Regions from separate parts of the Homo sapiens genome. Here region 1 is linked to region 2. A link is a loop called in an ENCODE intact Hi-C map of the cell type or tissue named here. Cell type or tissue: OCI-LY7. All regions are shown on one strand.

Region 1 (8,000 bases), 170 kb after region 2:
GCTAAGGAATCTCAACACATTACATTCACACATTCCTATGCATATAAATCCTGAATTTGAACATATGCTCCAGCACCTGGGCAAGTCATTTAGTATTTCCAAAGCACAGTTTCTTCATCTGCAAAATGGACACAACCTACCTTCACAGGGATACAAAGACCAAACTAAATGTGAAAACATGTTTGGGAAGAGTACAGATATACATATAAATGCTTGCTATGATTATAAGAGCTCTAAATTTCTACATTTCACTAAAAGGAAGAATTTTGTTCAGATGTAGAAACTGAATGAACTACAGTTGCTGAGTTGGCATTACACACTTTAAAACCAAACAAGTTTCCAGGGACTTTTCTATCTAAAGTTCCTTCTAGGGAAGTAGAGTAAGATGTTAAAACTTACATATCTTCATTTTAATATTTTCACAGGTGGACCATACACTTTCTTTCTTTCTTTTTTTTCTTTACTGGAGACTTTGAGGCAGGGTCCCACTGTCACCCAGGGTGGTGTGCAGTGGCATGATCTCGGCTCACTGCAACCTCTGCCTGCTGGGTTCAAGTGACCCTCCTGCCTCAGCCACCTGAGTAGCTAGGATTATAGGCACGCACCACCGTGCCCAGCTAATTTTTGAATTTTTAGTAGAGACGGGGTTTCTCCATGTTGGCCAGGCTGGTTTTGAACTCCTGACCTCAAGTGATTTGCCTGCCTTAACCTCCCAAAGTGCTGGGATTACAGGCGTGAGCCACCATGCCTGGCACATGGAGGATACACTTTCTACATTCCTCTCAAGGGCAGGAACAGTATCTTAGGCATTATTTTAGCTGCAGTAACTGGAACAGAGACTGTCTCTGTGTTTAATAAATATTCATCAGAATATACTTTTCCAGAATAAAGTAAAACTTTTGTAAAATATATGTGAGGTGGAAAGAGCTCTGGCCATGGAGTAGATATTTGCTCTCATATCGTGTATTACAAGTCCCTCAAGCATCCTGAGGCTTCATTTCCCTTTAAAAAATCTACCCTGTCGCCGGGTGCGGTGGCTCATGCTTGTAATCCCAGCACTTTGGGAGGCTGAGGCGGGCAGATCACGAGGTCAAGAGATGGAGACCATCCTGGCTAACACAGTGAAACCCCGTCTCTACTAAAAAATACAAAAAATTACCCGAGCTTGGTGGTGGGCGCCTGTAGTCCCAGCTACTCAGGAGGCTGAGGCAGGAGAATGGCGCGAGCCCAGGAGGCGGAGCTTGCAGTGAGCCGAGATCGTGCCACTGCACTCCAGCCCAGGCAACAGAGTGAGACTCCGTCTCAATAATTAAAATAAAATAAAATAAAATAAAAAATCTACCCCGTCAGTAATGCCCCTTTTATCCGATGTCAGACATCCACCCAGAATACTGCAAATAAGGCCTTTGAGTGACAAAAAGAAAAAGTTTCTAATGAAGTCCATGCATGCACTTTATGCATAGTAGAGGCCTACTGATTCTTATTTTAAGTGCGTGTGTGTGTGTGTGTGTGTCTGTGTGTGTGTGTGTGTGTGTATTTGAGACAGGGTCTCACTCTGTCACCTAGGCTGGAGGGCAGTAGCACCATCACAACTCACTACAGCCTCGATCTCCCAGGCTCAAGCAATCCTCCCACCTCAGCCTCCCAAGGAGCTAGGACGAAAGGCACATACCACTATGCCCGGCTAATTTGTTAACATTTTTATTTTTATTTTGTAGAGACTAGGTCTCCCTATGTTGCCCAGGCTGGTCTTGAACTCCTGTGCTCAAGTGATCCTCCCGTCCTGGCCTCCCACAGTGTTGGAATTCCAAGCATGCACCACTGCATTTGGACTGTTTTAAGAATAATTCTAATAAGCTGTTACTTGGTTATATTTCCCACTGGTGGTTAAAAGCACTAAGATAGATCAGATGTCCAAAGAAAGAGAAATTGGAGAACCCTAAAGGTTTCTCTCGCTGATACATGAAGTAGAACCAAACTTTCCCAAAAAGGTAGATCCAATTCAATCCAAAACTATTCCACGGCCTAATATCACCGAACACTTGACAAAATATTATGCGGGCTCCATCTCTTACCTCAAAATTAGAGTCAACCTGTGATTAATTTAATCCCAGCTTTAATTATAGTCAAAGAATGAATGCTCAGCAAATACTTCATTTTAACGCTATCCACTGCTACCCTATTCACAACCTTGGAAGAAATTATAAGCCCTCTTTTATGGTTCACTTTTCCTTATTCAAGTAATCTGCTCACTAGCTGTTCTTCTTTTATTTTTTACTACACGACAGTAACGAGTTGCAATGGAAAGGTCATCTGATCTTAACCCGAACTGGAATTATCTAAGAGCATTTTATATACAGAGATAAAATGGATTATTTTACAGAATTAATTTTACCCCCAATAATGCTAATACACTTTACAGAAGTACAATGTTACTATTTGCTAACTACAGGTAATCAGCTACTTCAAGGCAGGGACCATGTTTGCCGATTGGGATCATTAAAGCACACAACAGAGCACCATAGCATTTAGAATAATTAATATTCCTGAGATTGTCTTGAAAAGACTTCCATGTATCGCTAATAGGATTCCTAATGCATGTAAGTCTTTTGGAAAGTTAGTTACATCTTTAAGAATCTTGAGCAAATTCTGGTTTATTCACTAGATGGATATATGTGAGAAACTAATTTTTGATAAATCTGAGGATAAGAACTGTGTATTTAAAAAATTTTTAAAAACAGAAAAAATTGTGTATTAAATGTAATTACAATTATTTCTTTTTAAGAAACTGCAATGGAAAAAAAGACTGGAAAGAAATGTTAGCAGTATTTGTAGTTGGGTAATGAGACTATGGCTATTTTCTTTTCTCTGTATGCTAAATTTTACTTAGTATGCACTAGTTTTACAATGAAACAATTAAAGAAAAAAGAGGAAGGAAGGAAGAAAAGAAGGAAGAAAGGAGGGAAGGGAGAAAATAGGAAGGAGCACTGCTTAAAGGTAAGAAAATGGCCTAATTAGACCAGTTAGTAACCACTTAGTTAAATGCTATAATTAAGCTTTTACCCTAGCAAGGAACTTTCTAAGTGATCACAAATGATAACTAAGTCATATAATATCTGCACTGAAGGGACATCTTACCTAATTCTGTCATTTGACAGGTGTAGCAAAGAAATTATAATTATACAATGCTTTACAGTTTACAAAGTGTGTTCAAAATGTCACATCATCTGTCCTTCAAATACTCCTGAAATAGGCTCATATGCCCCATTTTAAGGATCAGGAAATTGAGGGTTACAGAGATAGTAATGTGCCTTAATAATAATGTCTATGATTTATCAAATGTTTACTATGTGCCAGACTCGGGGATAAGCACAATCTTGCGAAAATTATCCCTATTTTATAGATAGAAGGTGAAGGGGCCGGGCGCGGTGGTGACTCACACCTGTAATCCCAGCACTTTGGGTGGCAAAGGCAGGCAGATCACTTGAGCCCGGGAGTTCCAGACCAGCCTGGGCAACATGGCCAAACCCCGTATGACGGGGGGGGGGGGGGGCAATTAGCCGGGCGTGGTGGCACACACCTGTAGTCCCAGATACTTGGGAGGCTGAGGTAGGGGGATGGCTTGAGCCCAGGAGGCAGAGGTTGCAGTGAGCCGAGATAACGCCACTGCACTACAGCCTGGGCAGCAGAGTGAGACCCTATCTCAAAACAAAAATAAAAAAAAGGAGAGAAAAGAGAAAGTGAAGGGTAGCCAGGCACAGTGGCTCACGCCTGTAATCTCAGCACTTAGGGCGGCCAAGACAGGAGGATCACTTGAAACCACGAGTTGGAGACCAGCCTGAGCAACATAGCAAGACTCTGGCTCTACAAAAAATAAAAAAATTAGCCAGGGTTCGTGGTGTGAGCCTGCAGTCCCAGTTGCTCGGGAGACTGAGGCAGGAGGATCGCTTGAGCCCAGGAGTTCGAGGCTGAAGTGAGCTATGATCGCATCACTGCACTCCAGCCCGGGCGACAGAGCAAGTTCCCGTCTCTTTAAAAAAAAAAAAAGAAAAGAAGGAAGGAATGTAGGTAGGTTAGGTGACTTGCTCGAGATCATACAGCTAAGTCACTGCTCTGATTCTAAGCCATACACTTAAAACAGAAGTCTTGAGTTACCTATAATTCAACTTCACAGAGCCCTTTAGTAGAGTTGGCTTATTATCCAGTCCCATGTTCTCTCTTTTAAGAGTTAGTAAGTCTGACAGCCATTATGAGGGTCTACAAGCAAAAGCACTAGCCCAATCATACCCAAAAACTCATGTTGGCGGAGAGCCCATGCCTCAGATGAAAGGCGTGAATAACTAGAGTGGAGCGGACAAAGCTAACAAGTCTTATAATGTACACATTAAGAAGCAGAATAAACTTCAGAGTAAATACGCAGAATAAACTTCAGAATTCAGAGTAAACACTCTCTCCCGGAGCAGCAAGGATAACAACATCACGATATCAACAATTCCAGCACCTTACACTCCTGTAACCTAGCGCAATTTCCGGAGAGCCTTCAGGTTCATCTCAACGGATCCTCGCAAAAACCTGTGGCCTGGGCTGAGCAGAGCGGGAAATCAGTCTCACTTTACACAGGAAGCCGAAAGGAACGCCGAAGAAGGCCGAGTGGGCAGAAAAGCACGAGATTAAGAGATAGGGGCAGCCACCTGGGGAGACTGGGCGCCTCCACTGACTGGAGGAAGAACGCAGGGCCCGCTGCGGGGACAAGGCCCAGAGAGGCCGTGGTGCTGGGTCCGTCGCCCGCTGAGGCTCAGGGGCCTTGGAGGTCGGCCCAGGCGCCTATCTACTCACGTTGGACCAGCTGGTCTCCTGAGAAGACGGAGGAGCAGCTGGTGACTAACGCACAGGGTACGCCAGCAGCCATAGCTGCGCTCGCGAGCCGGTTCCGTCAGGCAGCCGCTTCCGCCTTGGGCTGCACCACGGCCGCCGGCGCGAGGGGGAGACAGGCCGGAGAGGGCGTTCTCGGAATGACCAGGCTGGCCTGACCCCGCCCCTAGACCCCCTTCCGCTCCCAGCGTGGAACAGGCCAGGTCGCGCGCGGTGTTGCCATGGGGACGAGCGGCTCCGGCTGAAGGTTTCCGTGCTTGGAAACCGCGCCTCCGCGGAGGTAGCCGTTCCCTGACCTAGCCATGGCACAGAACACTGAAAACCACGACCCTGTCGGATCCATCTTAATCCAGGTGGGAAACGGGCTTCCCCCGGCCCTGCCCTGCCCAGCCGCGCCACTTCCGAGCGAGGTCCCGCGCGCCGATTCACCGACGCTCACCCATTTGGTGCGCCGCCCCTAGACTCCCTCCAACTCGCGAGAGGCTCCCAAAAATGCCCACCCAGACCTTCCCCCACGGCCCAGCACACTCCCGGTGACTTACCCTGTAGGTTACGCCCCAGAAGCAGGACTTTCTGCCTCTGGGAAAACTCTAAAACCGTTCACCCGGAACCTTTACTTCAGAAAAATTAACCTCACGCTGAGGCATCATTTTTAAATGTTATATTCTGAAAAATTTGAACCCATGACGTCGGGAGTGGAGGAGAGACAAATCGGACACTCTAGGAGGTGATAAGAAATTTGGAGACAAATTGAAATATGTGAATTGCTTTTCTTAAACACCCCAGTTTTTTAGATCTAAATGTTCCTCATTGGAGAACACACAGAAAAATCAAGATAACTTGGAATGAAAAAATGTGACATTTAAAAACTTAGTGAAAGACCTTTTTAATTTGAGAGGGGAAATGTCAAGAAAGTCTTGTCCAATACAGCTCAATTTGTAATAGTTGCACTCAGATGTTTCTGAAATGATCATGGCATTTTGTTTTCACATTTATGTGAGGTAACTTTAAGATATTTCCACATATATCATCGGTTTTAACTATCACATATATAATAGCTGCATTTGACTAAGTCTTGAAGTCATTTGTCTAAGGTCACTCTGTCAGGACTGTCACTCAGTTGGTCTGAAGTGGGTCTTACTCGTCAAAGGGATCTAATTTTTCTGGCAGAATTTTGATCTCTTACCTCCCATCTAGGAGAGACTTCCCTAAATGTACCTTTTCCCAAATACAAGCCCCTGAACTCACCAATTTCATAGACTTCCCCATTAAGAATCATACCTAATCTTACCTGATCTTTTCTCACCCTCACTTTCACCATCACGCAGCAATGAGTTTAGCCAAACTGCGAAGTCTGAGGGAACGGTCCACAAAAAACTGCCCTAACTTCAACACTCACTACCTGCAAGTTCAGGGGTCCCCAGAACCACCTCACTTCAGACCAGCTGGGTACAAACTTAGGGGCCCCATCACCACCCTCACATTCAATGATTCACTAGAACTATTCGCAGAGCTCAGGGAAGTGCTGTGCTCACATCTCCAATTTTATTATAGTGAAGGCATACAAATTAATCAGCCAAGGAAAGAGATGAATAGGACAGAGTCCAGGAGGGGTACAAACATAGAGCTTTTGGTCATCTTATCCCTGTGGAGTCATTGACGTCATTACCTGCATTACTTCCTCCCAGCCATGATATGTGACAATATGCATAGAATATTGCAACTAGAGAAGCTTATCTGAGGCTTTGATGTCCAGAGTTTTTACTGGGGCTCAATCTCACACTGCCCTTGTGGTTGACCATTAATCTCCAGCCCCTCCTGAATACTTTTAGTTTCCCGCTGCTCCAGAGGTCTGAGCTGATACAGCGTGGATCAAAACACCCATTATAAATCATGTTGATAGACTGTCTGGTGGCCAAAGCCCACAGACAAAGACACTTCTATCAGGCAGGACATCCCAGGCGCCTAGAGATCACCTCCCAGTAGCCAGGAGCGAAGACTGGACCCCTCTTTGGGTAAGGTTAATTCTTTGCTGCACATACCCACTCTTTTTATAGATTCCAAATAATTAGAACAATAATGGAGACTCTTACCTAGGATACAACATTATAGTAATAGATAACTGTTGACACTGACTTGTGAGATGGGTCAGAAGAGCTAATAGTCATATCCATGTTGATCTGCACCCCTACTTATTTAAAAGGATTCCTGTGGACATATCAAGTAAAGGGCTGTGTAGAGGAAGAGAGCCTACCTGTTAACCAGATTATTAAGACTGATTCCTGTATAGTATAAAATTCTATTCTCTACATGTAGAATATGTATAGTGAGGAAATTTGGAAGACTTTCCCTACTTTCTCAGTGAATCCTGAGAATGTGTGAGTATGTAGCACCACCCAACTGTGCCAACGTGGATTCCACTTCTATTTGGGGCTATGATTTATTTCCCTCAGACAGGCTACCAATAATTAGTGTGTCTAGTGGAAAGCACTTGATAGGGAGTCAGAATACTGAGATCTGACCATGACTTTGACAGTCTCACAAGTAGTGACTTTGAGTTAGGCACTCATCTCTCTGGACCTCACTTTCCTCTTCCATAGGACATATAGTTTGGATTAGGTTCACTTCTGACTTTAAATTGTCCCAATTTCCCCAGGCTACATCATTTACTGTAAAAGTAGACTTCCTTTGTTGTTAGCCTAGGCAATCAAATTGTTTCTGGCAAGTCAGTGACTGAGTGAGTGTGTGTGTGCAATAGACTGTAAAGCAGAGGTACTTTAAATTTCTACTTGCTTCACCCTAATATGGTCAGTTACGTCTGTGTATCAGTCAGATATATTAAACAGCTTTTTAGACCAGTGGTTCTCAAAGGTGTTGTAAGTATTATTTTTTAGCTCCAGTTTACAGAAGACACTTAGGTACAAAGAAGTAAAGCATCTTGCCCATTGTAATACATCCAGTATGTATTGATCCTTAAATAGGCTATGGCATGTTCATGAAGTAATCTTGAAGAAGTGTGATAGTGACTCTGGGAAGTTTCCAATCATGCTTTGTAAATCTTAGAAGCTTTGTTTTTATGCTTCATTAAAATGTGGTATATTCTTAATATATCTTTATAAATACTTGCT
Region 2 (8,000 bases):
GTGTACCTGTGGGACCAATGGCTGGGCAAGGGGTGCAGGGGCATGAAGGAATTGGCTAGAGCTTGGACTTGTGGCCTGGGGACTCTACTTGGGTGTGCACAAGGCCTCTGAAAGTTATGGGTGGTGCTAGGGGTGGGCTGAGATCTTGGGCTGGGTCTCTCTGAGCTTCCACATTCCATTGTGAAACCAAGAGGTCAGGGAATCCTAAACTCAAACCTGGACTTATTAAAGTATTGGTCAAGGCAGGATGATAGAACGCATTCTGTGTAACCGTTTGTTACCTTGATTTGTCTTTAAATACTACATATGGTGTGTAGGCCTTCCTCTGTATTTTTGCTCTTAGGGCAGGCATTTCTGTATGTATGTATGTATGTACGTATGTATGTATGTATGTATTTATTTTTGTAGCATCCGCTCAGTTGCGTGGCCACAACTGAATCCCAGTCCAGGTGGCACCATTATATGGGTAGCATTTTGGAGATGTTCACAGGAATTGATTTCCCTCACCCTCAACCCAGGCCAGAGTGAATTTAATGCAGATGAGGGAGAAGGTGCTACATATTATAGCTGCTCATTCAAAAAGTGGAGCAGAGAGCTGGACCACTGAATGTGCCTTTGTTTGCTGGAAATCTTTATTAAGTACCAGAGATATAGAGATGAAGTTGTGTCTCTGAACTGCTCAGAGGCAAAAAAGGGACACCAGTAACCACAGTTATGGTGGGCCTGTGGAAGAGACACTATAGTGAAGGTCAAACAAAATATTTGGGAGCCTAGAGGAAGAACAGGTCTATTTCTGGAGGTATCAGAAGGCTTCACAGAGGAGGCAATACTCAATTGGGGCCTTGAAGGATGGATAGGAGTGTAGGAGTGGAGTGGGAGGCAGCACAGAGCACAGACCAGACTGCGGAAGGGCCTGACATCTAGGGAAGGCAAGACAGTTTAGGGTGGCCAGAGTGTGGATGAGGGAGTGGCCAGAGAGGAGTTGGAGAAGGATGTTGTCAAGGGCTTTGGCTTGCCAAACTTCGTACTTTGTGTTTGGACCTTGCTCTGTAAGTGTCCAGGAGATTTTAAAGCAGGGGAGTGGCACGGTGAAAGCCACCACTCTATCGTTTCTTGTTTCATTTCCTCCTCTTACCCAGTGGCTGTTAACAGCAGGTTTTCTGCCCGAGTTATCCAGGTCAGAGTCATAATCCCTTACAGTACCATGTGGACAGCTTTAGGCTATGTCTGGAGCAGGTTGAAGATAGTGTTTTGTTCACTGTCAGGAGAGAAGACATGTTGTTCAGCCAGGAGGGCTCAGGGACCCCAGGCGTTCAGGTAATTAGCCAGTGAGTCATGTCAGGCTTTTGATATGGATACCTTGGGAAACTAAGTGGGGTGTTGCTGGCCTCCATGCAGATGCCTGGTCTACCCAAGCACAGGCCCCCAAATTAGATCTCGGCCTCTGCTGGGTCTTCCCTGTGCCTGACACAGTGCCTTCATATGGACCGTCTCTGGTCAGTGTTTTCAATTTCTTTGTTGATGATCATCAATCAAGGCCAGGCTTTCCAATTCCAGACCACACTGCAATCAGTGGAAACTACCTAAATTCAGTACTGCAGACCCATAGCAGGATGTATGTTTATTGAAAACAGATTATATTCCTTAATGAGAGACTAAAACAGCATGTTTAAATCAGTATTCTTCATTCCTTTTATCATTGAGAGATTGGTTATTATTTACCTCGCCTTTAGAGGGTCAGCTTGGTGGTGGTGGTGGTGGTTTAAGTTGCTGGGTTTTTAAAAGATTGAGTTTCATGTCCAAGGACTGATTCTACTTCATGGGCTGTTTTTGAAAACATTGCTAGAAACCTCTTAACTGAAGGCAAGACCAGGGGCAGCCTATTGCTGCGGAGTGCCCTGGGTTCAAATCCCTGCTCCCCAACTTACTGCGGTGGTGACTGTGGACATGTTGTTTAACTTATTTGAGCTTCCTTTTCCTCATCAGTAAAATGGGAAAAACAATGACCTCCCTCAAGGAGGGATGTTATTGAAGTTATTTACTTAAATCAGATTAGATTTATTTTAGATTAAAAGCTTCTTGCAAGCTGTGAAATGTTTTGCAATGTCACATATTATTATTTTTTTTTTTTGAGACGGAGTTTCGCTCTTGTTGCCCAGGCTGGAGTGCAAAGGCGTGATCTTGGCTCACGGCAACCTCTGCTTCCCGGATTCAGGCTATTCTCCTGCCTCAGCCTCCCGAGTAGCTGGGATTACAGGCATGCACCACCATGCCTGGCTAATTTTGTATTTTTAGTAAAGACGGGGTTTTTCTATGTTGGTCAGGCTGGTCTCGAACTCCCGACCTCAGGTGATCTGCCCGCGTCAGCCTCCCAAATTGCTGGGATTGCAGGTGTAAGCCACCGCACCTCGCCCCCCGCATATTATTTCTTTATGGTGTAGAACTCACTAATACTGCTAAAAACCCTTTCTGACAGAGATGGGAGTTAAGGCTTCTAAGTTCACACCCAGATTTCCACAGAGACCTTAGAGACAATCATAAATATTGCACAAAATTATATTGGAATATGAGCTCGGGGCACATAGGCTCTGGTGCCTTGTACTAGAAGCTTAGGTGAGCTGTTACTCTTGGCCATGTCCAAGCATTTGACTCAGAAGATGGTCGAGTCAGCAGTGTTGACTGTTAGCAAATCACCTAAGCCCACTCACATGGGGTGATCCTGGTACGTGTTGCATGGACTGAGTGTCAACTGCATGCTGAGTGTATGCCAGAGGGGGTGATCTCCTTGATCTTATTTACTTACCTACAGTACTCTGGGTACTTATGTATTTATGTTTACAGAGGAGGAGGCTGAAGCATTGAGGGGTCAGTGGCAGAACAGGAATCTTAACTCTGGTCTCTGGTTCCTAGTTCTCTGAGCTCTACCCCATAGCCCCTCAAGAAAGGATGGCCATTGTTGTCCTCATACAAAAAGCTATGACACTGCTATCATTATTCTCATTTGGTAAATGACAGAAACAAGGTTCAGATTACTTAGGTAAGTTGCTTTAAGTCTCAGGCTAAGGGCTGGAGCTGGATTTGCCACTGAAGCTCTACACCTTCTAGAATCTAGGGTGACTACATAATTTATCAAACAAACCAGGATGTTTCCAAGAGTGAAAAGGGGCAGCATTATTAATTATGGCCACTATTAATTACGGTCCTTGGCCATAAATCAGGACCGTCCAGGCAAACCTGGGTAATAGTCACCCTGCCTCTGGTCTTGATACCTGACCAAGGTAATGGAGAATTGGATCCGCCAGCTCATGTGCTGTTGCTTAAGTGGAAGGGAATGTGCAAATTATGTCCTGCTATTCTAAGTGAAAGGACTTGCCCAAGGTCATGCAACAAGTTGGCAATGTAATATTTTAAAACTGGACGAGATGTTGAAAACATGGTAAAGTTAGCACTAGAGCTTAATTAACTGGAGTATGAGTTAGGGAACATTTGGCTATGCTGATGTCTACTACTGAAGGGAAAGGAGGTGGAGGTCAAGGTCAGGTGTGTATGGAGCAGGTGGGGGTGGCAGTGGCAGGGCATTCACGTGGCTCTACTATGTCGGCACCATCATCAGGCCCTGTCCCTTTGAAGTCCGGGAGATGCCACTAGGCCCAGTGCAACTTGGATGATATTTAATGGCCAAGAGCAGAGACTTCTGGGACCTGACTTTTCCTGCTCTCCACTTTACTTTAGCTCTGGGCTTCAAAGGGACTATTGGCTGGGAGTGGTGAAAGTTTAGTGGATAATCCTGCTGAAGAATTTTGGAAGGCCTTGAGGAAGGAATTAAAAATAACAGTAAGCATGCCTTTTCTTTCTCTTTGATTGTGGTCAGTGCATGGAATGTGCCAGGGCCGCTGCGGAGCAAGCACGTGGCCCCGAATAACCCCTCCCTGCCAACGGAATTCTGCAGAGAACATGTAAGGGCTGTGCTGTTTCACTCCTGCTTTGGGCTCTCAGGGTTTGTTTCCGCGATCATCCAAACCTCATCCTCCTTCTCTTGCCCCAGATAATTTATTGGAAGTCTGGAGAGGGACTTGAGTTCTCTCAACTCTCCAACCAGACTGTTGCTGTGGGCGAGGCCATGTCGGGTGAGCTCCAAGGAGAGCAGTTGGAATGACAGAGAGGAACGGTTTCAGCCTGAGAAATGTGAAATATAAATTCAAACCAAACTTGGCACCTGTTTGGAGAGCTTCAGCTGATACTACAGTGCCCCTGTCGTTAGCCTTTGTGGCTCAGCTGGGTCTTATAAATAGAACACGATGCATTTCCCCTTTTGCTACCCCACAGACACGCGGAGGCATGTGTGGGGGTGGCATGGACAGAGAGTATTCATTACTTATGCTCCAGTGCATCAGATAGTCATCGTGGGAACTGAGCCCTGGTGTCATGGGGATGACTAGGCCATCTTGTGGGTAAGGCTGGAAGCGGCTTTTGAGTCTCCTGAGTTACAGCTCTTCTTACCCTTGCCAGCCTCCCTTCCCCAGCTGAGGCCCTCAGTCCTTCATGCCTGTGTGCCGCAGTAAGCCAGTTGGCCCCTTCCGTCGTGAGTCCATCCCACATTCTGTATCGGAGCCCAGCATTGCTGTATCAGGATGCTTTTGGCCAAAAGTGACTTGAAACCCAACAAATAGCTTCAATCATAAGAGGGCTTATTACTTCCACTAAGAAGGCTAGAAGCAGGAAAGTCAGGCATCAGAAGGTCTCAGGAGCCTTACATCTTTCCTCCTGGCCATATTCTCTTCAAGCTTGTCTCCTGTTGGTCCAAGGGTGGCCACAACTGTTGCAGATATTACCGTCTATAAACGTTGCATCCAAGGGCAGAAAAGGGCTCCTATTCCTTGGGGGTCTCTTTAGGAAGAAAACCTTCCCCGGGAGCCTCCTGGTATCTTGTTGGTCAGTATTGTATCACATGCAGTCAATGACAGAAATAATGGACCCTCAGAAGCCTCTCGAGGTCAAGGGCCCAGGCTATTCCTTTGACTCATCAGGGTGATTAGTATGGAGGTAGGTGCTTAGTAAATTTTATTTGGGTTAGTGCAAAAGTAATGGCAGTTTTTGCCATTGAAAATAATGGCAAAAACTGCCATTACTTAGGCACCAACTTACTGATTAATGTTTGTTGGTTGCTGGTTTCCTTCGCTAAGTGAGACTCCTGAACACTTACTGATGATGTCTTGCTGACTTCTGAGGACATGATGGTAAGTCTGCCCTCATGGAGCTTGCAGTCAGGTGGAGAGATAGTGCTATAATTGTGTTTGGAGTATCTCCTGAGTAGATTGTGGCAGTCTGGTAGCTTTGGAAGAGGTGTTAAATTGAGGCCCAAGGAGACAAAAGGACCTGAGAAACAGAGCAGGGGGACTGTCTGGGCCTCTGAATGCCATGCCCAGGGCCACACATTTTGTGATGCAAGCCAGGTTGTTTCAGGTTTCAAGCAGTTGCGATTTCTGTCTCCACCCCTCCACCAGTCTTATTTTCCTGTTGACAAAATGATAACAACTTGCCCTAGGGTTTGAAGTGGGGGCAGGGCACAGCGCTGAGAGCCTCCTCCCTCAGGGGAAATTTTCTAAAGTTTCTCACTGTGTTCTAGCTTCAAAACCATATGCAGTTTAATTGCATGTTTAGTATCTTTGTGCATCTCTCTTGTTTTGAATCTGCTGGAAACTTTCTCTGAAAGCATATATATAGGAAGACATAAAAATTCTATAAATGTTTAGTGGTTAAAAACAAAGTCCTGTCCAAATTATATAAAGTTTTGCCGTCGTCGGACGGAACTTTCTGCAGATAGGGAATACCCTTGAGTCTTCAGTCGCAAAGAGCTAATCACTAACTTCAAGTGTGCAAGTGCCCTTTCATTCCAATTCAGAGAAAACAGAGCCTGTCCCAAGGCCTCGTGTTTTGTTTTCCTATTGATCTAGGAGCTGGGATAACTTGGAACCCCAGGGAACATCTCAGAGTTAATTAGTTTTTTGAGGTCTTCTTGTTTTTCTTGCTTGATTAAAAGAGTTACAGTTTTTGCTCTGATTGTTTAAAAAAAGAATCTATCACTGCTACTGATCCAAGAGGTGAGGGTTGGCATGGGGTGGGCACTCCAGTAAATACGTAAGTTGTCTTCCTGCCGTCTTGTCCTGGTGGAGCAGAGAGAGGTGCCTTTGAGCATGGGCCTGGAACCAACAGCTACTTTCCTGGAAAATTCTTCAGTTTCCAGAAGCAGTGGCCAGGTGAGCCGGGGCATGAAACCAGACGAAGTTGCCGCAGTGCGAGGCTGGTTCTGTTTGCCTCAGTTCTGAAGTTAATGGTCCAAGTTCACCACTCATAGAGCGTCAGCCTGTTGGGGAGACGGAGGCCCTGACGGCCATGCCAGGGTGCCCCCAACCCTTTGTTTAACCACGGCTGTGGACCAGTGGTCTCAGATGTTTACCATCGCCTGTTTATAAGAGGGAAGTGTGGTCATATTTCTATCTCTCTTGTGGGCTGCACGGTTGCCTTACTGGGGTTCATGTGGGAAGTGGTTACCGTTAGGAGGAGGATGAAATAACAGTACTCACAAAAAGGCTTTGATCCAGGGATCTTTTTAAATGTCATCTTTTGGCCACTGTGTTTTTTTATTTTTATTTTTTGCTATCTGCTTTAACTTCAACGATGAGAAAATCAAACCATATGCTGGACATCATTCTGCCCAGCTGGGCTGAGTCAGAATTGCAGTTCAAACTACTTCTGCTCTCCCTGGGTTTCGTGTGCTTTCAATGTGGGGATATCTTCCAGATCTGCAGTTCTCCAGAGCTAGGGACCCCTCAGCTCCAGCTGCTCTCTGGACAATACCTGAACATCCCTACAATATCTGAAATTGAATGTTTGCCATTTCTTCTTCTTTCTCCTCACACAACCTACTCTGATGTTCATGATTACTGGAGCCCCCAGGTTCTAAAAAGTGTTGAATTAGCAAGTGAACAAATAAAATGAGACCCAAAGAAACTGTGATCTTAGCATCCTGTTTTCTGGGTGAGGTTGAGGGTCCTTGGCCTCTCTTGCTGGTGGAGATGGGCTTTATGACTTTGGGGAAGTCAACTTGACTTCCTGGGTGTTGGTCTTCTCTTCTACAAAATGACAAGCTTGAAGGGAGAATCTGAAAGAATCTGTGTATCCGTTCTCAGATTTTCTTTTTTTTTCTTTTTTTTTTTTTTTTTTTTTTTGAGATGGAGTCTCGCTCTGTCGCCCAGGCTGGAGTGCAGTGATGCGATCTCGGCTCACTGCAAGCTCTGCCTCCGGGGTTCATGCTATTCTCCTGCCTCAGCCTCCCGAGTAGCTGGCACTACAGGCGTCTGCCACCACACCTGGCTAATTTTTTTTTTTTGTATTTTTAGTAGAGACGGGGTTTCTTTGTGTTAGCCAGGATGGTCTCCATCTCCTGACCTCGTGATCTGCCTGCCTCGGCCTCCCAAAGTGCTGGGATTACAGGCATGAGCCACCGTGCCTGGCCAGTCTCAGATTTTCATGATAGCCCTCTGAACTCTCCTTGGCTTCTTGCCTTTGGCTGTTTTCTCAATGCATATATTTTCCTGGGGGACAAATCTAAGTTTTCATCTGATGCTCTGCCTTCAGAGGGGAACCATTCCTTAATGACCTATTTAATTGTATTATCATTGTTGTTTAATTCATCACATATTTACTGAGCTTCTTTTGTTGGTGGTGGTGCCATCAGACACAGTGGTCCAGGAGCTGCAATGCGTTGCTGATGAGGATGGTCACACATAGCTCTGCCCTCATGGAGCGTCCCAGGGTGAAATGAGACCTCCCCTGAGAACCGACTCCCAGGGTAGGGGAAATCAGTCTGCAGGCAAAGAGGAATTCAAATTTAGCCTGAAGCACAGGTTTTCTGTGCTTCTAGGCACCGGCTGCATTCCAACCGTAGTGCCATAAAAATACAGGAAGGAAGGGAAACGTGTTCACAGGTTGGTTAGAGA

The links. Hi-C counts contacts between places; a loop is a spot of excess contacts. Peaks named below come from ENCODE experiments on the same cell type or tissue, not always from the same donor. Only the 100,000 strongest peaks of a DNase experiment are listed, where the experiment ranks them.
Region 1: it touches region 2 in a loop (3-fold over the local background); 8 of 110 quality-filtered maps call a loop at or near these places.

What each region holds. Positions count from the first base shown.
Region 1 is chr15:67,249,723-67,257,722 of GRCh38, forward strand. It overlaps AAGAB (alpha and gamma adaptin binding protein), which reads right to left and starts at 4,939. Exons shown (of 10, transcript NM_024666.5): 1 at 4,837-4,939. The coding sequence starts at 4,909. It overlaps IQCH (IQ motif containing H), which reads left to right and starts at 5,064. Exons shown (of 21, transcript NM_001031715.3): 1 at 5,064-5,225. The coding sequence starts at 5,175. RefSeq lists an enhancer at 4,680-4,999. In OCI-LY7, no CTCF peak of the experiment used is centred here; a DNase peak (open chromatin) is centred at 4,999; H3K4me3 peaks cover 3,236 bases; H3K27ac peaks cover 1,099 bases.
Region 2 is chr15:67,076,865-67,084,864 of GRCh38, forward strand. The region is part of intron 1 of SMAD3 (SMAD family member 3); the gene reads left to right. Among named protein-coding and RNA genes, the nearest start is that of SMAD3, 15 kb to the left of the region's middle. RefSeq lists enhancers at 5,339-5,478, 6,236-6,355, 6,826-6,905. In OCI-LY7, CTCF peaks have their summits at 4,445 and 4,648; DNase peaks (open chromatin) are centred at 4,357, 5,497, 6,487, 7,117 and 2 weaker places; H3K4me3 peaks cover 6,572 bases; H3K27ac peaks cover 7,865 bases.